Linked DNA regions of Mus musculus: regions 1, 2, 4 and 5 are each linked to region 3. A link is a loop called in an ENCODE intact Hi-C map of the cell type or tissue named here. Cell type or tissue: heart. All regions are shown on one strand.

Region 1 (5,000 bases), 200 kb before region 3:
AGAGGAAACGCAGAGGAACCAGGATAGGAGGCTCAAGGTCCAATCCTGACTTTGACATTGGCTGGGAAGGTAGTTTAGGGAGCCTTGGGCTTCAGTGGCGCCTGACTTCCAGGACTGTGGGGTGCAAGCTTGTTACAGCAGCAGCCACGAGTTCGAGTTCACCGTTGTTGCTCCTGAACTAAGTGTCAGGCATGGCTCCTCCTCCAGCCAGGCACTGCCAGGGGCTGCTCTGTACTGAGGACGGTTTGGGCTGTGGGAGCGGTGGCAGAGAGGAGAACCCTGCAGCTGCCACTCAGAATGGACAGAGGGGGCAAGGGACAGATGAGGCCATGTCAGAGAGAATGGGCTCCTGTTTAGGCTGGGCAGGCAGGACCTGTCTGGGAGTGACAGTAGGCAGAGCCAGCATGGTGATAAAGGAGAATGTTCTAGTCTACAGGATGCGTCTGGAGAAACAGCCCAGGGCAGGGTGAGGAACGGAGGCCACTCATCTCCCCATTCCCGCCCAACTCCCCTCTCCCTGCACTACCCACCCACTACCCACTAGAACTGCTGTCCCAGGAACAAGGCCTCACTGGGTCCTCATGACCACAGGGCCCAGTTACCGGTGAGGGTACGGGTCTCAGAGAGGCCACTGGCACCCAGGCGAGGCCCCTCCACTCCTTTCAGCCTGGCCAGGGATATAGTAAGTGACAGACAAGACTGCTTGCTTCTCCAGTGGCTCCTACAGCTAGGGCCCATTTGGAGGGAGTGAAACAGCGGCCCTGGGGACACAGCAGCTTTTTGGTCTGAGATTTCTCAAAAGCAAATCTTGGGTTTGGGAGCCCCCAAACCCAAAGTGTAGGAGCGAAGGAGTTTGTGGACAAATTAAACTGATTGGACCTCTAAAGAGGGGGACCACAGGCCGAGGTGACCACAGGTGAGGAAGGTGACAGGGTGGCTCAGGGCTATGGCCTGCTCTTGATTGATGGGTGGCTAATAATGGGGTTGGGGCATCCTTGTAAATAACAGGGAAAGCCTGGTCACCTGGTCACCTGCTGATGCTCAGGGTGGGAGACAGGGGCTGGAGAGACAGGGAGAGAAGGGTGGACCTCCCCTCCCTCTGTGTCCGCCCGAAGTGGCACACTGAGGATTTTTTTGGGACGCCGTAGCCAGAAGGCTGGCCACGAGGCTCCTTAGGAACAAATATGCAGAAGTATGCGCACGCTCCCCAAAGCTTGAGCCCAGGCAGCAGCCTGTTCCCATCTGGGCTTGGGCGGTGGCCGTGTGGGCGGCACAGACACTGATTTCAATCCAGAGTCCTAACTTTTCCTTAGCAGATGGGCACACGTCCCTTCCTTCAGGACAGCTAGGAGCCTGCTGGCTCCTTTCTCCCCACAACGGCTTGTGCTGGCTGGCTCTGAGGCCGCAGAGGTGCCTAGCATGAGGGTCTCCCTCCCTGGCACTGATGGGGTCAGCGGCAGCCGCTGTTAGCTGAGCAGCTACTAGGCGCTTGAGGCTCTGTCTCATTCAAGGTGGGAGGGGGAGGAGCTCATCTGTGGAGAAGAGACAGCAGCCCAGAGAGGGAGAGTCAGTTTCCAGGGCACAACATGTGTGTCATAATGCAAACACGGCTCTGTGTGTGTGTGTGGTGTGTATGTGTGTGAAGCACGTGGAACCTCCTGGGGTGGAAGGAAAAGGTCTGTCTTGCTCAGCACCATGCCCCTGTGGTAGGAGAGAGGCCAACAAACAGCAGCAAGCACTGAATATTTGTCGAATGAGAGGCGCAGGGGGAGAGGTGTGTACCAGACGGCAGGCTGGGTGTTCTCTGCTGTGTGTCCCACGGGCCTGGGGAAGGGCAGGCATGGAGGAAGCGGTAAGACAAGACAGCAGAGAGGGGCCTGGCCCATCCCTGGTGCCCAGAGCCCTTCTTCCTCTGCCCCCCCCCCACACACACACATTTGCAGCTCTTTGCTTCCCTCAGCTCTGGGGGTTCACACCTGGAGAGATATGTTGGCACTCCCCATCTCCCAGGCCAGCGCTCCTAAAGGGCTGGTTGTGACACTCCGCTTACTGGGTGCCCCCTCTTTCCACAGCACAAATCTCTGATGGACATTTTCCCAAAGTCCTGTATTTTCAAATGAATTCTACAGCAAGGTTGGACACTGAGAACCACAGGTGCGGATGTATGAGTGTGTGTGTGAGTGTGTTTGTGTTGGGGGCCTTTGTCAGTGAGCTTGTGCCTGTGAGGAGCTAGCATGATGCCTGTCACACAGACAACACCTAGAAATGTCCAGGCAACATGGTACCTGGGCCTTCCGTCTGAGCTCATGTGAAGTTGTTCTCTGTGTTCTTATGACACCTAAGGAACACGAGGGAGGGAAGGAAGGAGAGAAGGAGAGAGGAGGGAGGAGGAGGAGGAAGAGGAAGAAGAAAAGAAGGAAGGAAAGGAGGAGAAAGAGGAGGGGAGGAAGAGGAAGGAGAAAAGGAGAGGAAGATGCAGAAGAAGACGAAGAAGGGGAAGAGGAGAAGGAGGAGGAGGAAGAGGAAGAGGAGGGGATGTAAGTAGGGGCAGTAGGGGCCATCACTGTTCCCAGTTACACTAAAATGTCTTTTCCATGGAGGTGAAGGTGGCTTGATCACTAGATGGCGCTAAAATTAGTCATTTGGGACAAAACTCTAAACTAGTGATTTTACCTCCTGCTTTCATCAAAAATACATTTCACATGGCTTAGATTTAAAAATTTAAAAGAAGATCGCAGGAATACTAAAAAAACAAAAACAAAAAACAAAAAAACAAAAAACCCAATTCTAAACTTCAGGTGAGAATGTGTTTAAAAATAGGACACAGAAAGAAAGATTTGGTAAGATTCTCTACTTTCTAGAAATCATTGCTTGAATGTCTACTAGGTACGATGTATACGAGAGGCTATGAACAAAGTTAAAAAGCAAAAGTCCGTTTAACAGAGAAGATGCCAAACATGTCTACCGGTACCAATGCCCCTGTCCCTAATATACAAAGAGCATGGACAAATCAATAATAATTAAGTCCTGCTATAAATGGAGGAACTGCGCAAAGAGTTGGTCAAACAGCACACTGGGTAAAGAGTAAAAAAAGCTGGGCAGCCCAACCAGGGGAAACAACCTCATTTGTTCTGACCACAGGGTCTGGGATCAAGACAAGGTTTCTATGTACTTTCCCACATTTTTCTCTCTCATCCAAGGAACCCTGTGTCACAGCACTAGCCCTCAGCACATGGGCAGTGTGGGGAGGAGCTCAGGACACCAGGAACACCCACAGAAGAGAAAGAACCACACTGAGGCTGCGGGGTCTGGAGTCTCACAGGGAGGACCCACAGGCATGCCGGGGAAGGGGAAGGTGTGGCTACACGGGGGGGGGGGGGGGGGGGGGGGGGGGGGAGTGGGGTGTGGGGGTGTGGGTGTTCAGACACCACTCCACAGAAGTCAATGCAGGACAAGAGAAGGCAGCCGACAGCAGCTCTCTGTCTTTCTGCTTTCCTGTCCTCTGAGCAGAGGGTGTGTAAAGCAAAGCTACTTTCTTTCTTCTTTTGTATCTTTCTTCTTTTGTTCTTTTAGGCTGGGAAGATGCATTAAAAAACCCGAAACCTGGCCAGGCAGCTCCTTACAGCACAGACTCAGCAACACCCACCCGGCTCCCTGAGTGCTAGACAGGTAACCACCCTGTGAGATCCACAATAGACGCTTGCATCCCTTGGACTCCGACGCCCACAGGCTATGGGATGTTTCCCTAAACACGCTCACGCACAGAGCATCAAACCCTCACGCCAGTCCACCAGAAGGGTGTACGACCCTCTCTTTTCCTAAAGACCCAGAGAGCAGAGAGGGCGAGGTTCTGGGCTCAGGTCACTGAGGACAAAGGAAACTTCTCCCCTCTGCCTGCAGTTTCACCCCGGAAGATACTACGGAGCAAGAGGCACCTGCAGGGAGTTTTAGAAACCCCAACAAAATCCAAGAAGCCATCTGGGCCACTCACCTGCCTTGTAGCGGGCTCAGCCGAGTGTCCTCATGTCCTCATATCCCCCTCAGCCTCCCTGACTCTCTCTCTCTCCTTTTGTACCCCTTTTCTTTTTCCTGTGTTCTAGTCACCAGGTCCCCAAGTTCTCCTGCTGAGGCCGGGCCGGGTCCCCCCCACGACTTGGCTCGTGTGCAGTGAAGACATCGGCTGTCAACACGGCACGCCGAAGCCAAGGGGTTTAAATCAAGTCTTCTCTCACAACAATGACATTAATTACGCTTTTAACACATTTTACTGGTTTTTTTTTTTCTTCTTCTCACTTCGTGCCACATCTGTGCGAACAATATCCAAAAGATTTACGGTTTTCTTCCGTAATTACAGATACACGGACTGCGCACTTATCAAAATAGTTGCTGAGCAATCAGGCTGTGTCTCGCTGCCTGCCAAGGACTCGTGCTGGCAGGAGCCACTCATTCAGACGGAAATGTTGAATCAGGACTTGGGGGGTGGGAGGGCTGCGACAAATAATTTGCCTGTCAAGACATAGACCAAAGGAGAGTCGGTGCATCCCGGCTGCATAGAAGTGTGTGTGTGTGTGTGTATGTGTGTGCGTGTATGTGTGTGTACACACACACATATATGTACACACACACATATACGCGCACACTTGCACTCCAAGCCCCCCAAAACCTCCCCATCTGACATTTGCTTCTCATGTCTGCGGATAACATTTAATGAGCACAAAAATACGTCTTCCTGATTCCCCGAAGAAATCATTAAAGCACTGTGTTATTCTTAAATGTCTTGAAAATGAATTAGAGCCCCTAAAGGGGCCGTTTGTGTGGCTGGCCTCCATCCGTTAAGACTCCTTGTTTTCTAGCTCCATGACAGCTGGGATGTGGCATCCCTGTGTCTCTTCCCTCCCTCCCCCTCTCCCTCCTTCACAGGAGGAGACCTGGGAAGTCACAGACGTGGAAGTCAGCGTTGGGCTCTCCAGGCTTCTTGTGACCTCTGAGTACCCAGGCTT
Region 2 (5,000 bases), 90 kb before region 3:
GCCTTCCCAAGTATGTGGGACTTAAAGACACATACATACATGGTGGGGAGGGGACGGGGACAGAAAGGGGAAGTTTGGGGGCAGGGAGGAGGGGAAATAGAATGACATCAGAAGCCTCAAGTTTGTGAAACATGAATAAATAACTGTGAAGATAAACCACCAGAGGGGGAGAGAACGCACATTGACTCATCAATGTAAAAAGGATGTTGGAGTCAGAAAATGACCCGGGGTTGCACCCCACGGCAGTCAGCATTCAAGGGAAGGGGCATCCTGGATGCTAAAATTAGTGGGGCCAAAAGAACGAGCAGCAGGGCAACTGGCCAAACGTTTCCCCCACTGGAAACTTATTGATCCCTCACAGGGGAGGAGTAACCCTTTCGGGGAGAAGCCAGTTGACATCAGGTCAGTAGCAGCCACGGCAGGGACCACTGTGGCACCTCCTGACGGGGTGCCCTGAGGACGAGGACACGCTCTCCCTCTTCCGACACGGCTGCTCAAGCCACACAACCTGCAGGCAGGCGTTAAGAGGACAGGCGGCCTGCAGAGCAGAAAGGTCAGACCACATCCGAAGTGCCGGGTTTGGAAGGACCAAGACTGAAGAACTTGTGCTGCTTTAAAGGGGACTGAGGCTGGGAGGTGGCTCTGCTGGAGGTGGCCCTGTTGAGGAGGTACCCACCTAGCACCATGTAAGTCAGGTGCGATGGTGATGCACTGCGGGGAGTGGGGGAATGCAGGAAGAGCACAAGCCCAAGGCCATCCTAGCAAGCTCAGCACTAGCCTGGGCTACATCAGAACCTATCTTTAAAAAAAAAATCATGATGGTGACTAAATGGAGCAGAAACAGGCTCTGGACTAGGGACTTGTCAGCAATGCCCAGTTTTGGGGCCCCGACCTTCGCGTACATGGGCCCACACACAAATGGGTAGCTGTGGCGGCCCTGGAGACTTCTGGTTTTGCCCAGGTTGAGGCCCAGCTCAGGGGACAACAAAATGTAACTTCAGAATGACAACCGTGCCCTATGGATTAGCTGGGAACCCTGGTGAGCATCGGTGTGCCCCAGTGTCACAGAAGAGACTGGAAAGCTGTAGCCTGGGCCCGAGGAGGGGTCTGCAAGCCAGGATAGAGCAGTGGGATAGCTGGGGTCTGGGCAGATTCAGAGGGTTCGAGAAACAGGGACAGGGTTGTGGTTTCCACGGCATGGTAGGCTGTCACTCAGCACTGTGTGGAGCATGTGGCTACTGCCCGATGTCACCACAGCTTGTCCACTCACTGACCATCTCACATGGGTGGCTGACCCAACATAGCTGCATAATGTCCTTACCTCTCCCCATCCCTGTCCTCTCTCCTGTCCCCAGTGGACAGCCATTGTCCTCCTGTATCTCCTGAGACTTGTATACATTCCTATCTGTCCATAAAGTCCTAACACAATTCTGTGTCTTCCGTACCACCCCTTTCGGTCACGCGTTGTCAGAGGTGATGTCATTCAAAGATCTCCTCCAGGAAGCCCTCTAGGATTCCCCAGGGCTCACGGCCTCTCTTTTGGTGTCTCATAAACTGTATTGCCTATCTGCTAGCAACTAAACCTCCTCCCTGGGGTTGTGGGGTACAGCTTGGTGGCAGACCTTTTGCCCAACCTGCGAGAGGCCTCCACCCCATCCCAGCGCCACAGTCAAAGCTCTTGGGATGAGTCACAGCTTCAGTCAGAATGCCTGTCATCTACCAGGAGATGGGACTCTCTGTCCACAGCACAGTCCCCCGGCGAGGCGAGAGTACTCACTCTCCAGCCACATCTACTAGGAAACTGAGTCACAGGGAGAGAAAGCCATTGGCACACAGTCACATTGGGGGGGGGGGGGTGTTGGAACCGGGGGTGGGGGTGGGGAGGAGGAGACAAGGGCAGGCTTCTGTTGGTTCCAGAGCCCTCCCTCCCTGTGAGGGGAGGCATTGAGAAAGTCACTGCCCTCCCGCACAGCTCTGGCCAGCAGGGGCAGGGGGAGCTCCCTGGTCCTCCTCCCAGGCCAGTCCTGAATTTCAAACCATCTTCCTTTGCTGAGTCACTACCCCTCAGCCCTTGCAGGGGAGAGAGAAATCAATACCCGTCACCTATCAATTCAAATGATCTGGCGAGGGGCCCCCAAGGCCATGGCCTTCCTTCAGTGGCCCCAGACTCCCACCTTAGTGTAGTTAAGACAACATTCCCTCTAAATTGCCCCTAATATTCCAGACATGCTGCACAGAAAGAAGGGGGGAGCAGGGGGCAAAGTTGGGCCATGAATCTTGGCACCTGAACCCTCAGTGTGGCCCTGAGGCTATTTAGGGACAGCACAGAGCCACTGGGCAGATCAGCCAAGGACAGATGCTGGCTGGGGAGAAAGGTCACAAGATGCCAGGGTACCAACCAGGTCAGGTATGGAACAGGACCTCATGTGCCCCCAAAAGGCTAAAGATACAGCCACAAGCACGGCACCAGCAGCCACAGAGCCAGGGCGGGGCTTGACGGGGACAGGGTGGTGAGCAAAGGTGGTGAGAGCCACTTACCACCTGGGCAGAGGGACCCTCCAGTGTGACACCCACGTTGTTCATTTACTGCAGCTGCCAGTGAGGGGCTGCTGAAAGCGGGGGTGGGAGTTGCCTGCCGAGACAACCGCTTCCCAGAAGCTAAGTACAGTCAGCCATGTCTGAAGCCAAGCCTGGAACTTTCAGGCCACCTCAGCCAGTGACAACCTTTATCTGTGTCCGTGGGATCCCCCTGGAAGGGCCTGGAGTTTCATAATGTCCCTAGCATGGTAGGGCCAGCTACCTAACCTGGCCTTCTGTTAGGGAAATGCATGGGTCTGTTATAGGGTGAAGGGAAGAGGCTCTGCCCACAAACCTCTTAGATGAGAGAGCGCCCCCTGGAGGCAGGACTCTGCAGGACTCAGGTAGGTACCGGTAGCCACTGAGTAAAACTCTAACCCTCTGCCTCAGTCTTCATATTGTCTCAATATCTTCATTAAACCAGCAAGGACAACTTCCTCAAGAAAGAGGAAACGATACAGGAAGTGATTTTAGAATTCACTTCCTATGCCAGCCACCAGTTTAAATGGGTAAGGTGGAGCCAGTAAGACGGCTCAGCGGGCTAAGGTGCCTACCACTGAGGCTGGTAACCTGAGTTTGATCCCTGGGACCCACATGATAAAAGGGGAGAACCGACTCCCTCAAGCTGTCTTCTGACTTCCACACACATGCTGTGATGTGCACATGCCTGTACATACACACATTTATTATTATTATTATTATTATTATTATTATTATTATTATTATTTTGGTTTTTGTAGACCAGGCTGGCCTCGAACTCAGAGATCCGCTGGCCTCTGCCTCCCAAGTGCTGAGATTAAATGTGTAGGCAACCCCACACAGATTATACACCCAATTTTTAAACAGGAAAAAAATATAAGTAGCTAGAGGGGGCCAGAGAGATTAGGCAGCTGGCTACTAGAGAAACCAGACTTCTACAGGAACCTGGAAAACGGGGTTTGGTTAAGTGCTTTGGGGAGTATCCCTGAATACCTTCTACCCACCCAGGCCATGCACGGTGCTGCAGCCCTGAGCTCTTCACAGCGGCTGAAGGGCATGTTGACTCTGGGCACAGTACGGTGCCAGGCTCTGGGGCACCACCACACACCCTTGCTTCCGAGGCCTGCCACCAACATTCACATGTCAGTCGGCTCTAGCGAGAGCATGTGCCAGTTTGAGCTGCCACAGCCGCCACAAGCCCGATGCTGGCCGGGCGGACCAGCGCTGAGTGAGTGCTGCCAGCACCCTGCCAGATGCTTCTGCCCAGGGTGGCTTCAGCCAAGTTGGGACCTACTGTGCCAATTTACTGAAGAGACGAGGGCAGAGCGGCCCACCCACGGGGCACCACCCTGCAACCCCAAGCCATGTTACCCAACACGGGCAGAGCTTCAGAGAAGCAGCCCCCACACGGGCTTTAACAATGGAAGCGTGCAAGCTTGCAGGCTGGGGGCTGTTTTAATCTGCGTTCCGCTGTTCCAGAAATAACAACAATAGTGCATGCTCTGTAACCTTTTATGTAAAAACGAGAAGACACCCTCACAGCATCAGCGAGAGGCAGGCACGGTTAATCACGTCACCCGACGGGTAGGGAGACTGAGGCACGGATAGGATGACCTGGCTAGGGTCACACATGGCTAGGATTACACAACCCATGCCACCTGGCATGCAGACCTGTACTGATCAAGAAAGACTTTTCTCAGTAACAAACAAGGAACAGCCACCACCCCTGAAGCTCTCCCAAATCCATTTTCAGCTGCTGCTAGGAGATTCAGAGAAGCCAAGCAACGTGCTCAAGGATGAACAGCATCTGACACACTACTCTGGACATAAGCTAGGTCCACTGTGTATCATGAGGTGCCTGACTTCCGGTTTGTGACACGTCCTACGGTAGGTGGACCCAGGCAGGGGACAGGTTTCCCTGGCTAGGAGCAACTGGCTAGCCACTAGGCTCCCTGAAGAGTAAAGGGGGCAGGCTGTATCCCAAAGAACACAGAGCCATCCTGATGGTGGAGACACCTTCCTTGAAGGAGCTAGGGGAGCCAGGGGGGAAAGGGCAGTATTTGTCATCCATGGGGCCACAAAGCCTACAGTACTACAGACAGCAAGCATATCTAACCCCTGGCAGCAGGGCCGGGTAGAGTAGACCCAGCCACAGCCTTGGAACGGGATCTGGGGCCAGCTGGGGTGCAGCCTGCCTGTTCCCTCAGCCTGCCCCAGCCTTCCAGGGCCAGGCAGGTCTGTGGCAGCCCCGCTCTGGCAGGAGCCAAAGGAGTGCCCTATGTACACACACATGCAGCTTGCATGTGTCACATACGCTCACGTGTGCCCGTACCATCACTCATGCAGAACGCTCACACACCGCGCACCCACACGGCACACTGTCCACATACCCTGTGCGTGCACCCATGTTCAAATGCACTTATACGCACCCCTGTACATGTAGA
Region 3 (5,000 bases):
TCTAAACAGGGCCACAACTCCCATTTCCTATCTATCTTTCTTTTCTCCTACCTCTGATAGGTTGGCTAGAAGGCTAGAAAGCATTTAAGAACCCTAAATAAAATAGGCTTGAAAACAAAATCTAAGCCCGCAGGTGGGGCCCAACAACGTGGCTTAGGCATGATGGGTAAGCCTGCTTCTAATGTAGCAGAAGAAAAGGCAGGTACTGGAGCTGAGAACCTGTCACTGCTGGGGCCCTTCACCAGTAATGAGGGTCACAGGAGCCTCAGAAAGCCTTGCTGGCATTTCCCCTGTGCCCAGCAAAGACATGACTGCTAAGACATGCTAGGAACATGTGCACATGCATACACACACACACACACACACACACATGCACACACACGTGCATGCAGGCACGCACACATATATACACACACATGCATGCACTCACACTCTCACACACTAAGCTTTGGTGGGATATCATCCTGCCTGCACTTCCACTGCCCTGTGACTCAGGAGGCCAAGGTAGGAGAATCATGAGTTCAAGTAAAACACAGTTAAAAAAAAAAAAACCCTTCCCTAATAAAATGAAAAGAAGAGTTTTTGTGTTATTTGACACCTGTCTTAGTCAGAGTCTCTATTCCTGCACAAACATCATGACCAAGAAGCAAGTTGGGGAGGAAAGGGTTTATTCAGCTTACACTTCCACACTGTTGTTCATCACCAAAGAAAGTCAGGACTAGAACTCAAGCAGGTCAGAAAGCAGGAGCTGATGCAGAGGCCATGGAGGGATGTTACTTACTGGCTTGCTTCCCCTGGCTTGCTCAGCCTGCTTTCTTATAGAACCCAAGACTGCCAGCCCAGAGCTGGCACCACCCACAAGGGACCTTTCCCCCTTGATCACTAATTGAGAAAATGCCTTACAGCTGGATCTCATGGAGGCATTTCCTCAACTGAAGCTCCTTTCTCTGTGATAACTCCAACCTGTGTCAAGTTGACACACAAAACCAGCCAGTACACCACCACCTGTGTTTAAGTTAGTCTATTCAAGTTTGAGATGATATGATGTAAGGTCCTAGGGAGATTGCTCAGTGGTTAGGAGCACTGGCTGCTCTTCCAGAGGTCTGAAGTTCGATGCTCAGCACCTCCAAGGCTGCTCACAGCTTCCTATAACTGCAGTCCCATGGATCCCATACCTTCTTCCAGTGCGCTGATACACATACCAACAGAACACCCATGTACATTAAAAACATACAGGCATCTATTTCTAAAGAGAGATTGTATGGTGTGAAGTAATTGCTGTGTGGTGGCTTGAATGAGAATGGTCCCGTAGGCTCATATGTTTGAACGGTTGGTCCCCAGTTGATGGACCGTTTAGGAAGGATTAGGGGGGTATGGACTTGTTGGAGGAGGAGGTGTCGCTGGAGATGTGGCTTTGAGGTTTCAAAAGAACATGACAGGCCAAGTCTGTCTGTCTGTGTCTGTCTCTCTGTCTCTCTGTCTCTCTCCTCTCTCTCTGCCTATAACTTAGAGACCTGGTGTGAGCTCTCAGCTACCTCTCCAGCACCACGCTCGCCTGCCACTGTGCCCCCGCCGAGATGTGCATGGATTCACGTCACGGGACTAGAACAATAACTAAGACACTTCCTTAGCCATCAGCCTCTAAATCCCCAGAATTTCAGAACCACCTTTCACGAACACCAGTTTTATTCCCTAAAATCCCCAGAGATACTTCTAGAAAGACAAAAGAAACGCACTCGGTAATGACGAGACATGAGGGGCTTTCTGATGTAAGCCATGAAGAATTTTTTTTTTTTAATACAGGCGTCTTCCTCATCCTGTGACATCAAAGTTTCTGAGGTGGTCTTCAGTGCTCCACCATGCTCCCATACAGAGGCGACACCCATGTCTCAGTTCCTGGGTTCAGTAGTCTGGGACACATAAGAGGACCGAGCAGGGCTTGTGTCTAAGTGTGGCTTAAAACAGGGCTCCTGGAGAACAGTGGGCTGTGTCATACCGCCACCTTGTGGAGAAGTTCTGACTAGCAATGCGAACGAGCCCTCCAGCTCTGCTGGTCCAGCCTGGGGATGGGCCTTGCTCCTGGCACCTCCTGTTAATGGAGCTCCAGGGCAGGGAGAGAGGGCAGACAGGGGTGGAGGAACAGAGGGAGTAGTGGCCTCCTGAGACCACACCAGGCCCTGAAGGCCTCCAGGGGGACAGGCCTGGAAACCTGGAACAGCACTCAAGAGCCTGAGGCAAGAGAATTGCTAGAAGTTCAAGGCTGGTCCGAGCTGCAAATTCTGTCTCAAAAACATTAAAAAGCCAGGTGTGGGGCTGAAGAGATGGCTCAGTGGTTAAGAGCACCAGCTACCCTTCCAAAGGTCCTGAGTTCAAATTCCAGCAACCACATGGTGGCTCACAACCATCCGTAATAAGATCTGACGCCCTCTTCTGGTATGTCTGAAGACAACTACAGGGTACTTAGATATAATAAATAATCTTTTTTTAAAAATTAAAAAAAAAAGCCAGGTGTGGTGGCTTACGCCTTTAATCAATCCCAGCAGGAGTAGATGAATTTCTGTGCATTTGAGATCAGCCTAGTCTACATCAGCGGTTCTTAGCCTTCCTAACGCTAAGAGCCCTTAATACAGTTCTTCGTGTTGTGGTGACCCCTAACCATAAAAATCATTTTCGTTACTACATCATAATTTTAATTTTGCTACTGTTATAAGTCATAATGTAAGTATCTGATATGCCAGATATTTGATATTCGACCTTTGTGAAAAAAGGGGGGGTCGGGACCCACAGGTTGAGAACTGCTGTCTTCTCAGTGCGTTCCAGGGACAGCCAAAGCTACATAATACAGAGAACTTGTCTCAGCAGAAACAGCGCATACATTTTAAAATAAACAAAATATAGGGGCTGGAGAGGTAGCTCAGTAATTAAGAGTACTGATCACTCTTTTCCTTCTCTCTTTTTTTTTTTTTTTTTTTTTTTTTTTTGGTTTTTTCAGACAAGGTTTCTCTGTGTAGCCTTGGCTGTCCTGGAACTCACTCTGTAGACCAGGCTGGCCTCCAACTCAGAAATCCACCTGCCTCTGCCTCCCAAGTGCTGGGATTAAAGGCCTGTGCCACCACAGCCTGATACAAGTGTTCTTAACTTAGCCATCTCTCCAGCCCCATCACTTGATTCAAGGGTCACCTTAGAGCTGCGTGGTGTGGGTAGCAGAGGCACACAGGAAACTAAGGACCTCCTCACCTATAGGCAACTGGCTTTCAATTTGGAAGTTGCCTATACAATTTGGTAGTACAATACACTGGTCTTCCCTATGTAAAAAGTAAATAAGAAAAACAAGTTTGTTCACTCACACTTGGCTCTCCCTACAAAATTACCTTGACATGGATGATAGATAAAGGCAAACCCTGAAACAATGAAACGTCTCAGAAGCAACACCAGAGACTGTCTTCACAGCTCAAGTGTGGTAAAGATTTGTGGCAGACAAATCATAGAATCTGCACTTGTAAAGGAAAAAATCCTGGAGCCAGGGTGCACACCTTCCATCCCAGAGGCAGGTGGATCTCTGAGTTCAAGGCTAACCTGGTCTACAGAGAGAGTTCCAACACAGACAGAGCTACACAGAGAAACCCTGTCTCAAAAAAAGAAAGAGCGAGAAAGTTAGAGAGAAAGAGAGAGGAAAGAAGAGGAGGAGGAGGAGGAGATGACTCCAGGCCAGCCTTGCAGACTCCAAGGGGCCACTCTGAGAACAAGTGACTCAGTACCAAGGAAGTGTGAGCCCAGTATTCAGGGGGGCTGAGGCAGGAGGGCTGTGAGGTCAAGGCTAGCCTAGGAGGTTATATCTAAAAAATTATTAAATTAAATTAAAACAAATAAACCATGTCCTGGGGGTCCCCTGTGGTGACACCAGGTCTCTCGGGCTTTGATAGTGAGTGACACTCCCTGCTAGAGTTTACATCCAGAATCAAATTATGAGTGTGTAGCATCCGCTAGGCCTGAGTTCCAACCCTAGGGCCCTCCGATCCCTGGCTCCCAAAAGCCTCAACTACTGGTGAGCCAGATGCCATGACCAAGGCGGCGGGGACAAATCTAACAGCAATCCCCTCCACGCCCCCTCTCCCACGCGACTGCACAGTCCCCTAAGCAGCGCAGAGCCTGGGGCCGTGTTCCCCCTGCCGGCAGGCTGCGGAACTGCCGCTAGAGATGGACAGGACAGGCAGCCTGCCGAAACTTTCTAGGCGGGAGGAGGCATAGCCTCTTGCCTGTAGTGCCTGGGTCAGGGCACAGACCTCCTAGAGCTGGGGATGGGCCTTTCTCGGAGACAGATCTTACCTTAAGATCCTTCAGCTGACAGTCAAGTCCAACTCCCCAGAGATCTTTCTGGAAATTCTCTGGTTTCCCACAGGTTTTTAAGCTTTCCATTTAAGCATGTTGTGCTGGTGCGCTTTCTGTTGCTGTGATAAGCATCATGACCAAAAGCTAACAAGAGGAGGAAAGGACAAATTCTGGCTTCTGGGTTAGTCTGTTATCGCTGGAAGCCAGGCCAGAGCTCAAGGAACGAACCCAGGAGGAAGCTATGTACTACCGTGCTGTCTGTGGCTTGCTCGGGCTGCTTTCTTGTATAAGCCACAGTGGGCTACCCATTACTCCACATCAATCAGCAACCAAGAAAATACCCCACAGATGTGCCCACCTGAATGGGACAGTTCTTCAGGTGAGCGCCTCTTCCCACAAGAGCCAAGTTGACAACCTGCTGCGAGGTATTTTATTTGATCACATTGTGAACCCTGAGACTGTGTTATTGACTGGCAAAACCAGTTTCCAATTGTGGTGTGATTCGGCCTTAGCTTTACCTTTAATCCCTCCGACTAGAACGCAGACGTGCTTTCGTACACACCTTTAATCCCAAACAATGAAGGAAAAGTTAGATTGTGGAAGGGAGCAGCCAGTTTGAAAGTGATGCCTAATTGAGTGGCAGACAAAGTGATGAATCAGAGAAAGATTTG
Region 4 (5,000 bases), 220 kb before region 3:
AAGCACCTACTCTTCCAAAGGTCCTGAGTTCAAATCCCAGCAACCACATGGTGGCTCACAACCATCTGTAATGAAATCTGATGTTCTCTTTTGGTGTGTCTGAAGACAGCTACAGTGTACTTACATTAAATAAATATTGAAAAAAAAAACCCAAAACAAACAAACAAAAAAAACAAAGCCAAAACCCACAAAAAGCACGCCTTTTATACACGCTGTTATACATTTATACAAACCAACCTCGTGAAAGCCTAAGAAGGTCAAGAAAGAGGCAGTAACTCAAAGATGCGCTCATGAATTCTATAGCAAAAGCCCGTGGTGGAAACCCAACCATCCAAAGAAAAAACAGCCGGGCGTGGTGGCGCATGCCTTTAATCCCAGCACTCGGGAGGCAGAGGCAGGCAGATTTCTGAGTTCCAGGCCAGCCTGGTCTACAAAGTGAGCTTCAGGACAGCCAGGGCTATACAGAGAAACCCTGTCTCGAAAAACCAAAAAAAAAAAAAAAAAAAAAAAAAAGAAAAAGAAAAACCAGTGGTTAATGAGGTCGGGCATACCTTTAATCCCAGCAATCAGGAGGCAGAGGCAGGCGGGTCTCTGGGAGTTTGTTAGAGGCCAGCCTGGTCTACAGAGTGAGTCTAGGACAGCCAGGGCTACACAGAGAAAGCTTGTCTCAGGGTTGGGGTGGGGGAAGGGAAGGTGATTCAAAGTCTAAGTCTCCACAAGCTACCAAGCAAGCTAATTAAACCACAAGGTGCAGGGGAAAGTCTCATCAATGGACTGATAGGAAAAAACCAGGCTGACAGCTATCTGAGAGGGAAGAGAAGGGGAGGAGCGGGGAGGGGGGGAGGGGAGGGGGAGTGTCAGGTCAGACGCACACAGAGTCTTGGGTCGGAGTCATAAGTCCCAGGGGCTCAGTTGGTTCTATGAATAAGCAAAGGAAGACAAACAGGAAGTCCACACAAGGAGTAAGCAGAGAGGATGTCACAGACCCAGGCCGTGTCTCAGGACAGCAATGGAGCCGGGTGTGACTAGGGGCTGCCTCTCTCTCCCTTCTAGACAGTGTTCTCTGACTACTGAGCCAGACAGGTCACCATGGCCTTCCTCCATGATCCTGTGTCCCTGGGTAGCCTCCACCCTTGGGCCCACGACACAGCCATTAGAATGACATTTTGTTTTTCAAACTAAAAGCAATAGACCAGCATTGAGTCTCGGAAAGTAACCCAGCGTGGATCCAAGTAGGAACCTAGAAAAACATTTAAAACAGGAAGGGATGACAACCCAGGAAGTGCCAGTCACATGACTTCAAAGTCCAGCAACAGGCTGGGGAGGCTGAAGTGGGAAGCGGCTTGTCTTTGTCTCTGTCTCTCTCTTTTCGAGACAGGGTTTCTCTGTGTAGCTCTGGCTGTCCTGGAACTCACTCTGTAGACCAGAGTGTAGGCCTCGAACTCAGAGATCCGCCTGCCTCTGTCTCCTGAGTGCTGGGATTAAAGGCGTGCACCGCCTCCGCCGCCGCCACCACCACCACCACCACCACCACCACCAGCACTGACTAGCCTGTCATTGTTATGAGCAGCTTGTATAAATGCCTGCCCACCCACCTCCACCCTGGACACTTCCTTTGGTTTTGTCAAGAACACGCCTGGAGCTGGCATTCGGCCATGCCTGGTGCCCTGGGCTGGGCCTTCCCAGCTGTTTGGAACATATTGGGGTAGGAGGTAGAAGTGGGAGTGGCCACCCTTATAGCTTAGTACTGAGTGTGAACACTCCCTTCAGCCCCGCTGCTGACTTTAATGCTTCCGAGTCTGTTTCTGACCCTGGGGGAAGCACTGAGAACGTCAGACACCCAGGGTCTGTGTAACTGAACTCAAGGCTGTGCTGCTACGCCTCAGCCACATCTGCAGCTCACGCTTCACATCTGCAGCTCCGGACTAGCATTCAGTGGGAGCCTGGTGGTGATGATGGTGGTGGTGGTGGGGCACACCTTTAATCCCAGCAATTGGGAGGCTAAGGTGTCCCAGTAAGAGTAAGTAAGAACTCTTTTGAGTTCAAGGCCTGTCTGGTCTCCAGAAAAAGTTCCAGGACAGCCAAAGCTACACACAGAAACCCTGTATTTAAAAAAAAAAATCATGAATGGCTCAGAGGATTAGCTGGTAGGGCAGGGTAAACTCCCTCTCCTGTGGCCTCTCCTAGGGACAGAGGCGGGTCTCCACTGAAGGCCACAGTCACGGATAGATTTTCCTCATAGGACTTTGCAACTGGAATACATGCACGGATCCACCAGCAGGGGGCAGCAGACACCGCACAGTGGGGTGGGAGAACTGAGCCCAGCATCCCAGGATCCCAGGCAACCAACACTGCAGGGTGTTAAGTGTATAACTTGGCCTAGCCATAGAAGCCCCCAAGCCATTGGCAGGGACAAGGCCAGAGCCATTGATGGCAGGCAGGATCACAACAAAGAAGGTGGTTTTGACTCTAAGACTCTGCCTACAGTCTTCTGTGTACCTGCCCCTGGCTGGTGATCCCCTTAGCCTTCAGAAAGGAGAGCTAATATCATTCCCGTCTTAAAGATGAGAGGAGGGAAGCACAGAGAGGTCAAGTCATCAATACAAGGCCACACAGCTAATCAACAGCTGAACCAGGATTTATGGCCAGTCCTGCTATCTTGTATTTGGTACTGTAGGCCACAGTGGGAAGCATACCAGGATAGGGGGGGGGGGCTTCCTGGAGGAGGTGACACTTAAGAGAGTGGCGCTTGGCTAGATGTCCTGGGAAAGGGGATAGTCTCAGGGTCCGGATGTCTTGCTGAACAGCTGAGATTTTGTTATGGGGCAGGTAGTGAGACACGGGAGAGACCTGAGCTGTGGCATACCTGCGTGTGTTCCAGGAAGGCCCTTCTGGGGCCCTGGAGGTTACAACTGACCTGGGAACACCCTGGGATGATAGAGGAGATGCAGGCAAGGATCAGAGGTCATGGGCAGAGGCCACACTTACCCCCCTTCTGAGACTCTATCTCCTTCTTGGCCTGCTCCAGGATGCTCTTGATGGCGTCGTCCGAGCCTGTCTCAGGTGTGCGGATTCTCGGGGTGATGCTGCCTGGGAGGGGCACGAAGGTGGCGGCTGTGGGGCCTGCAGGGGGCGGGGTCAGGCCCTGGAGGTGGGCAGGAGGGTATGGACCAGATTGTCCTGGGGTGGGTGGGGAGGGTGACAAATGGTAGGTGGTGTAGTGACTCCGGCTTTGGGGCTGGAACTAGGACCCTGTGCGTGCTAGGTCAGTGGTTAGGGCTGGTTAATGGGCCAGGATGATTATGGCAACAGCGGACACTTCTTAAGCAGTTCGGAGCTCTGGGTCCTTTTAGCCCCTCCCCCACGGGCCAATGTCGAGAATGGGGTGGGAGGTGGAAACTGAGGAATCAGCCCAGAGCTGGGGCTTAACTGCCCAGAAAGGGCTGCAGAGGGAGGGAGGGGTGGCCCAGTGCAGGAGGGAGCAAGGTCACGAGTCTGTCCCTCGAAATAGGGAAACCAAGGCACAGGGTGGTGGCTCACCCACCCCGGGGTCACCCACAGCTCTGGATGGCGGTGGGGCTCCTCCGTGGCTTACCTCGCTGCCTCACCTGGATGGTGCGCAGGGCCAGCACATTCTGCTCATCCGACAGGAACTGCTTCATCTTGATGAAGGGCTCCTTGCCTTTCACCGTGAGCTTACGCCACGGCTTGGGCCGGGCCAGGATCTCACTCACCGAGCCCTGCGACAGTCCCAGCACATAGTGGCCAAACACGCGCTGGCCAATGTTGTGCTTGAGAAGTTGCTCCTTCACCTGAAAGGCGATCTCAGCCGTGTCCAGCTGCTCCTCCTCTGGCCCAGCCCCATCCACAGCCTCCGGGGCCCCTGTGGGCTCGGGGCAGGGCACGGAGGCAGCAGGAGCTGATGGAGGCTTGGCACCACCGTAGAAAGTCGGGGGGAATGCCAGCAGGTTTCCCGTCTCCCCTTTGAAGGCAGCTGGGCCCATCATATGTTTGGATAGCAGTGAGTCCCCAGCCAGCCTCTCCCCCGGGGCCAGGCTGGGGAAGGGGGACAGCGAGAAAGTCCTTGGCCCATCAGGACCCAGGCTGGGGCCCAGCAGGGGCTGCGCAGGGCTTGGGGACAGCGGGTCTTCCGGGCCTGGCGGAGGTGGAAGCTGAGGAGGGTAGGGGGGCTCCGTGCCCAGTGAGCCCTTGATGGAGTCATCCTCCGAGGGGTCTTCCTCTAGAACACCAGGGGGGATGCACAGACAGACAGACAGACAGAGGTGCAGAGGGACCAATTGTGATGGAGGGGAGGGATGTGCAGAGGCAAGAGAGATGGTTAGAAAGGGAGAGAGAGAGAGAGCAGAGACAGAGGATATGGGGTAATGGGGGGACAGGATGAGGGACTAGCTATAGGTCTCAGAAGCCATAAATACCCATGCTTGCTGTTGTCCCTCATTCTCGAACCCCACCTCCTCAGACCCCCTTCAAATGCTAGCTTGTGGGACCCACCTGCTGCCATTGGGGACATTATCCTAGCAAGCAGGAAGGGAGTCACAGTCACCCCAGGGGTCTAATGCCTCCAGTGCCTAGTCACTCAGGCCACCCAGCACTTCCCATTTAAGAGACCAATAATGAGCCTGCCATCTTGGCGAAGGTCACAAGGCTACAGGGCCACTGAGCCATTTGTGGGAAGAAGGGCAATTTTAAGCTGTGGGCCATGCCCTGGGGGTCGGCTGTAGGGTAGGGTATAGACACCCCTCCCCTGACTCCTGAGTTCTTATTAAAGTTCCAGTATCCAGCTAGAGTCAGGGTCCAGGGAAGTCACTGGGAGCCTTGGGTCTACCTGTGACCCTGAACCTGGGAAGCATCACCCAGCAAATGCCCAGCCTACATCCCCGGTCTGGATTCTTCTGCCTCATGAATTGCAGTGATCCTGGGGCATGAAGAAGTCCAAGGGCATCCTTGTCCAGCCCCTCAGCCCAAGTGCCCCCTCGGTG
Region 5 (5,000 bases), 140 kb before region 3:
ACAGCCTGGCTCTACATCAGGCCCAGTCACAGATACTGCGTGTGATCTGTACCTCAAGGCAGCCCTCCTGGTTCCTAACTCTGGCCCTACAGAGAGGCACGGAGTGACAAGGTCACACCATGTGCAGCTGGCAAACGGTGGTGCCATTCTCCTCCTCCTCCACCTATGGCTGCAGTAGGCTCAGCTCACCCTTGTTCCTCTCAACCACAGGACCTTTTCACATGCTCCTCTCTCCACAGTACGCTCTGGCTACCATCCCACGGTGCAGCTGTACTTGGGAGCTCTGCTCAAATGTCACAGCTTCCAGGAAGCCCTGTCACTGTTCGGGCTACACCAGGTCTAAGGGAGAAAAGCAACGGAAGGGAGTAAAGGGCAGTGATGGCTTGTGACAGCATCTCTGGGAGGAAGCCAGGAAATCAGGGAACACAGAAGACAAGAGGCTGCAGGAAGACAGGGCCCGTCTAGCTCCAACCACATCAGCGGGCACAGCAGGGCCCTGTTGCGTGCCCCAGGCCTCTCTTAGGAGACAGAAGCTGGACTCTGCAGATAGCCCGTGGCTGGGAGCTTAGAAGGAAGTATGGGATTCCCAGGGACTTGGGGACCCACCTGTGCCTCTTCAGGAAGAGCTCTGGACTTAGAGCTGCCAAAAGACAGCCGTTCTCCCAAGATGAGGTCTCAGCCATGACAGGACTTGGCTAGCAGCTATGCAGACATTAGCCACCACAGCTCACGGCTGCCACTGACCAGGCCAGCCAAGGGAGGCACCGCGATGCCACCACCGAGCCAAGGGCACCCAGCCAACAAGTAGTAGCCTGTATCTGTGCCCATATCTGATGCCAAGAATCTGCGTTCATGTCCCTGCATGGGTTTCTAAGAGTAAAAACCTGGTGTTTTGTTTGTCTGTCTGAAGTCATCGGTGAAGACAGTCACTGACACAGTGAAGGGACTCAGCACAGGGTATCGTTCCCTGGATGTGGTCACCATCAATGTCCACTTAGAGACGCCTACGCCACCCCAGTCACTCCGCAAAACTCTCTTTGCTCCTGCAATGGGTGTCACCCATGTCTGCTTGCTCGGTGAGCCGTCTGCACAGGTTCACCACGCCTAAGCCTTCACGTTCACACGCAAGGCATCTCTCTCATTTTCACAGCTACAGGGCATTCTATGGGGATGTGACTTCACCCATGAGCTCAGCTCTCCCAACCGACAGTAGATCACTGTTAGTCCCCAACACACACGGACAATCTTCACGGACACATGATTAGTCTGAATCCTTCACGCATGGAAACAAGAGGTTATTCTTGCTGTAGTTTTGTGTTTCTGCCAGAGTGTGTATGTTTGTGTGTGTGAATTGTGCATGTATGTACAGATGTGAGCATGTATGTACATACACGTTTGCGTGTATGGAGACCAGAGGTCAATCTCAAGCATCATACCCATGGAGAGAGAAAGAGTCGCCCACAGGAACCTAGAACATTGATTTGTCTAAGACGTCTGACCAAAGAGCACAAGGAATCCATTGCCTCCCTCATGCTGGGATATATAAGTGTGTAGCCATGCCTGGCCTTCCACACGGTATGGGAATACAGGCCTTCACGCCAAAGCACTTCAACTACCGAGCCATTTATCCAGTCCTCTCGTAGGTCATTTTAAACCCCCCACTCCTGGACACTTAAGTTATTTATGATTTCCTCTTCGTGAACACAGGTTGTTTCTGATCCTCGATGCAGGGACACGCACATCACTGTCAACGTCCGCTCTGTTGATATGCCTCTGGTAACCCCTAGATATCCATTGTAGGTGTTCGCAAATGGATGTATTTAAAAGACACCAACGTGGGCTTGTGGGGGACAGACAGGGTTGCTTGTCAGTGTGGCAGCTGTTCCTGGCTCCTCCCCGAAAGACCCTGTTTTTGCTGTTGCTGCCCCCACCTGTGAGGGGTTCTCTCTCTTTACAGTCACGCAGAGGCCTGTCTTACAAATGGGTCAGGACAGAGAAATGAAGAGGGGCCGGAGGAGAGACACAGACAAACCACTGCCCAGAAGGCAATCTTCCTTGGTTGTCAAGAAAGAGAACGGGTTGGGTGGCCGTGAGCTCAGTGACTTTGGAGAGTCACTTGGCTCCTGTTGGGCCTGGTCTGGAGAGTTCCCAAGGCCATATGCCTGTGTTAGCCACAACTGTCCTCCAGGGGGCAGCAGACCAAACAGAGTTCGTGGCTTGACCATAGGGATGTATAGATATGTCTGCTGCCTGTGACCTTAGTCACCAGGACAAGGAGGGGACTGCAGATGTTTGCTTATGCACCCGAGGTCATGGAGAACAGAGTGAACCTGGGGTCCCAGCCAAGGTCAATGTGACCTTGCAGTTGGTGTCCCTGATCATCAGCCCAAAGCGGCGTAGTTCCCAGACAGGTGGTCCATGAGAGCATCTGCTTCCGGATATCCTAGTGCAAGGGGCCTCCTGGAAGAGCACCCCGAAGCGTCCTTGTACCCAGAGCGTCCTTGCACAGAAACTTCTGAGTGAGACCAAACTGGTTTCTCTCAATGCCCATAAATAGGAACCAGGTTCCCCACTCCAGGCCTGTGCAGAAAGACAGCCTGGTTATCCTTGGCTATTCAGGAGCCCAGACAGATCCTCACAGGAGGCTCCTGCATTATTCATCCATCCATCCATCCATCCATCCATCCATCCATCCATCCATCCTTCTGTCTGTCCATCCATCCATTCAACACTGATGACATTTTCTCCTCCGTGAAATGAGACCCTCAGCTCCAAACCCCAGCTTACTCTTGGACTTCTTTACTGTGCAACCTTGGGCAGGCCCCTTGGTGTCTGTATAACAGTCTCCTGAACCCGGGCAGCTAGGAACAGGAAGGTACATGGAGGCTGCTGGCTTGGGATCTGCAGCAGCTGGTGGTATGCAAGGAGCAGGTATTTGACCTCTGACCTGTCCCATGGTGACCCTTCAGGCTCCCCACCTGCTCTCCTGTGGGATCCTTCCAGGGCAGTGGAAGAGATGTCCTTGGCCTTGATGTCTTCCTGAGCCCAGTCCATCTGATCCCAGAGTCCAAGCCGCAGCCCCTCCTCCTGTATTATCAATGTCGAGTGTTCTAAAATTAGCCCAAGGCTGCCAATTCCGAGTGGAGCTGGCTTTTGGGAACCAAGAGGCCTTGGCACTGTCACCTGAGTCCTCTCTCCATCCAACCGCATAATGAATTGTCAGTCTCTGCTGCCCCACTGATGGGCTCAGCTTCACAGCTATTCCCCTGTCAAGGACTCTGGGGCTAATGGTTCCAAGAACACAGATCAACCAGAGGATGCCAGGATGACGGATGGGCTCTTCAAGAGCCAGGATGCTGGCCGCCAGGCTGGGCAACAGGGGGTACCTACTTTGCTTGTACCCACAATTGCCTGAAGCTTGTTCTGCCAGTGCAGAAAGGGTGCCACCTGTGGTCCCTGTGTGGAAACTCATTATTCCAAGTGGCACCCACCTCCGAGGCTGAGGGGTTCCCAGGATGGGGCCTGCACACCTGGTAAGGTCTCAGATGCCATGAAGAACCGGTAGACCACACCCACTCATCAGAGATGCTCAACTGGCTCTGAGTCTGCGCTTGATGTCCTGAGCTGGGTTTTAACACCTCTGCATCCAGCCCAGCCACCCCCACCCCCGTGTGTGCGGGCCTGTGCATGCACACAGGAGTCGGCATTAGTTATTTTCTTCGTTTGCTTTCCATCTTTATCAGATGTGCCTCTTCCTGTCTTTGCACACATCTGACCTCAAAGCACTGGGATTCCAGAAACATGCTGCTGTGTTTGGGGTTTTACCTAGGAGCACACACTAAGAGCCTCTTTACTCATGGGGCCACTGAGACACCTGCAGCCTCTTGTGTTGGTTTTCATTTTTTTTTTTTTTTTTTTTTTTTTTTGACACAGGATTTAACTACTCAGTCCAGGCTGGTCTTGAATTTGTGAGCAGTCTGCCTCCAAAGCACTACCTTAAATACCTTTATCTTTCATCTTCCCCCCTTCTCTGATCCCCCAAGACTCATGTTTCCCAGGCTAGCCCTGACTCTACCATGTGGCTAATGATGACCTTAAACTCCTGATCTTAAACTCCAGCCTCTACCTCCAGAGTGCTGGGACAAAAAGCAAGCATCACTCTGCCTGGAACCTTTGCACTCTTTTAGTGGAAATCCTTACACACCTTCTGTGGGTTCCCCTCCCCCAAGATAAGTCACGCCCCACCCCCATGGAAATTATCCAGTATGCAGGTCAGGGCATCCCCACCCCCGCCCCACTTCTTCATCGGATCCCAAGGATCTTGTTCTGCCAACCAAGTATCTCACCCAGCTGTAGATATCATGAGGAAACGGCAAACAAAGAGAGAGATTTAATAACTGGAAACAGGAGAGAGGCTGCAGAGTTTAATTTTTTTTTTTTGTATTTGCATCTAATTGCAATCAACAGACTTCTGAGCCAGTGACAGGCTCAGCAAAATTGCTGCTGAGAGAACAGAATCTTTGTCTAAAAATAATCAGACATTCTGCGCACCGCTGTTTGTTATAACGGTAATCGATGCTGGAGGCTTTGAATTCCATCAATTTATAGATCAGCGCAGGGCTGCCCGGGCGATGGGGCGGCGCACGGCGGGGCTCGGCCAGCACCAGGCCGGTGTGTGATTAAGATAAGCCCCGGTTCCTTTCATACATTCCTTAGTGGGGGCTCATTCTCCGGCAGGCGGAGACGTTCACCGCAGTTAAAGATCACTGCAGCTTCTCAGACGCCAAATTTGAGGGGATTGATCAATAAATCAAATCAGGCCGATCGATCGGCCAATCAGGAGAGTCTAGCCGGTGCATTATCGCCGGCGCCTTCCAAGCCAGAGCTTTTCATGGCTTCCATCAAAACAGCCTGGCCCTGGCCGGCAGCCAGCGGCTGGCCTGTCTCATAGCCCAGGCCGCCGAGAGGGGCTGCCTGCCCAGCGGGAGAGCAGTAAATTT

What was found. Peaks named below come from ENCODE experiments on the same cell type or tissue, not always from the same donor. Only the 100,000 strongest peaks of a DNase experiment are listed, where the experiment ranks them.
Region 1: it touches region 3 in a loop (2.8-fold over the local background); 13 of 42 quality-filtered maps call a loop at or near these places.
Region 2: it touches region 3 in a loop (2.6-fold over the local background); 5 of 42 quality-filtered maps call a loop at or near these places.
Region 4: it touches region 3 in a loop (10-fold over the local background); 26 of 42 quality-filtered maps call a loop at or near these places.
Region 5: a loop joins it to region 3, with 5 times the contacts of the local background. A loop is called at or near these places in 22 of 42 quality-filtered maps.

Annotation. Positions count from the first base shown.
Region 1 is chr5:121,891,161-121,896,160 of GRCm38, forward strand. The region is part of intron 5 of Cux2 (cut-like homeobox 2); the gene reads right to left. It overlaps Gm52785 (a long non-coding RNA gene), which reads left to right. Exons shown (of 3, transcript XR_003955779.1): 2 at 2,073-2,154; 3 at 3,201-3,323. Among named protein-coding and RNA genes, the nearest start is that of Gm52785, 26 kb to the left of the region's middle. In heart, a CTCF peak has its summit at 2,626 (motif pointing right); no DNase peak of the experiment used is centred here; H3K27me3 peaks cover 483 bases.
Region 2 is chr5:121,996,783-122,001,782 of GRCm38, forward strand. All of the region lies in intron 2 of Cux2 (cut-like homeobox 2), which reads right to left. Among named protein-coding and RNA genes, the nearest start is that of Cux2, 51 kb to the right of the region's middle. In heart, a CTCF peak has its summit at 2,902 (motif pointing left); DNase peaks (open chromatin) are centred at 2,469 and 3,739; H3K27ac peaks cover 298 bases; H3K27me3 peaks cover 279 bases.
Region 3 is chr5:122,087,096-122,092,095 of GRCm38, forward strand. No RefSeq gene overlaps it. Among named protein-coding and RNA genes, the nearest start is that of Myl2, 11 kb to the right of the region's middle. In heart, CTCF peaks have their summits at 2,011 (motif pointing left) and 4,174 (motif pointing left); a DNase peak (open chromatin) is centred at 2,016; H3K27ac peaks cover 1,640 bases; H3K27me3 peaks cover 362 bases.
Region 4 is chr5:121,870,062-121,875,061 of GRCm38, forward strand. Cux2 (cut-like homeobox 2) reads right to left here. Exons shown (of 23, transcript NM_001312908.1): 16 at 3,596-4,240; 17 at 2,989-3,090. All of the region lies in intron 1 of Gm52785 (a long non-coding RNA gene), which reads left to right. Among named protein-coding and RNA genes, the nearest start is that of Gm52785, 5.2 kb to the left of the region's middle. In heart, a CTCF peak has its summit at 2,275 (motif pointing right); DNase peaks (open chromatin) are centred at 980 and 2,290; H3K27me3 peaks cover 1,406 bases.
Region 5 is chr5:121,943,825-121,948,824 of GRCm38, forward strand. The region is part of intron 2 of Cux2 (cut-like homeobox 2); the gene reads right to left. Among named protein-coding and RNA genes, the nearest start is that of Gm52785, 79 kb to the left of the region's middle. In heart, a CTCF peak has its summit at 2,193 (motif pointing right); DNase peaks (open chromatin) are centred at 2,987 and 4,917; H3K4me3 peaks cover 790 bases; H3K27ac peaks cover 1,361 bases.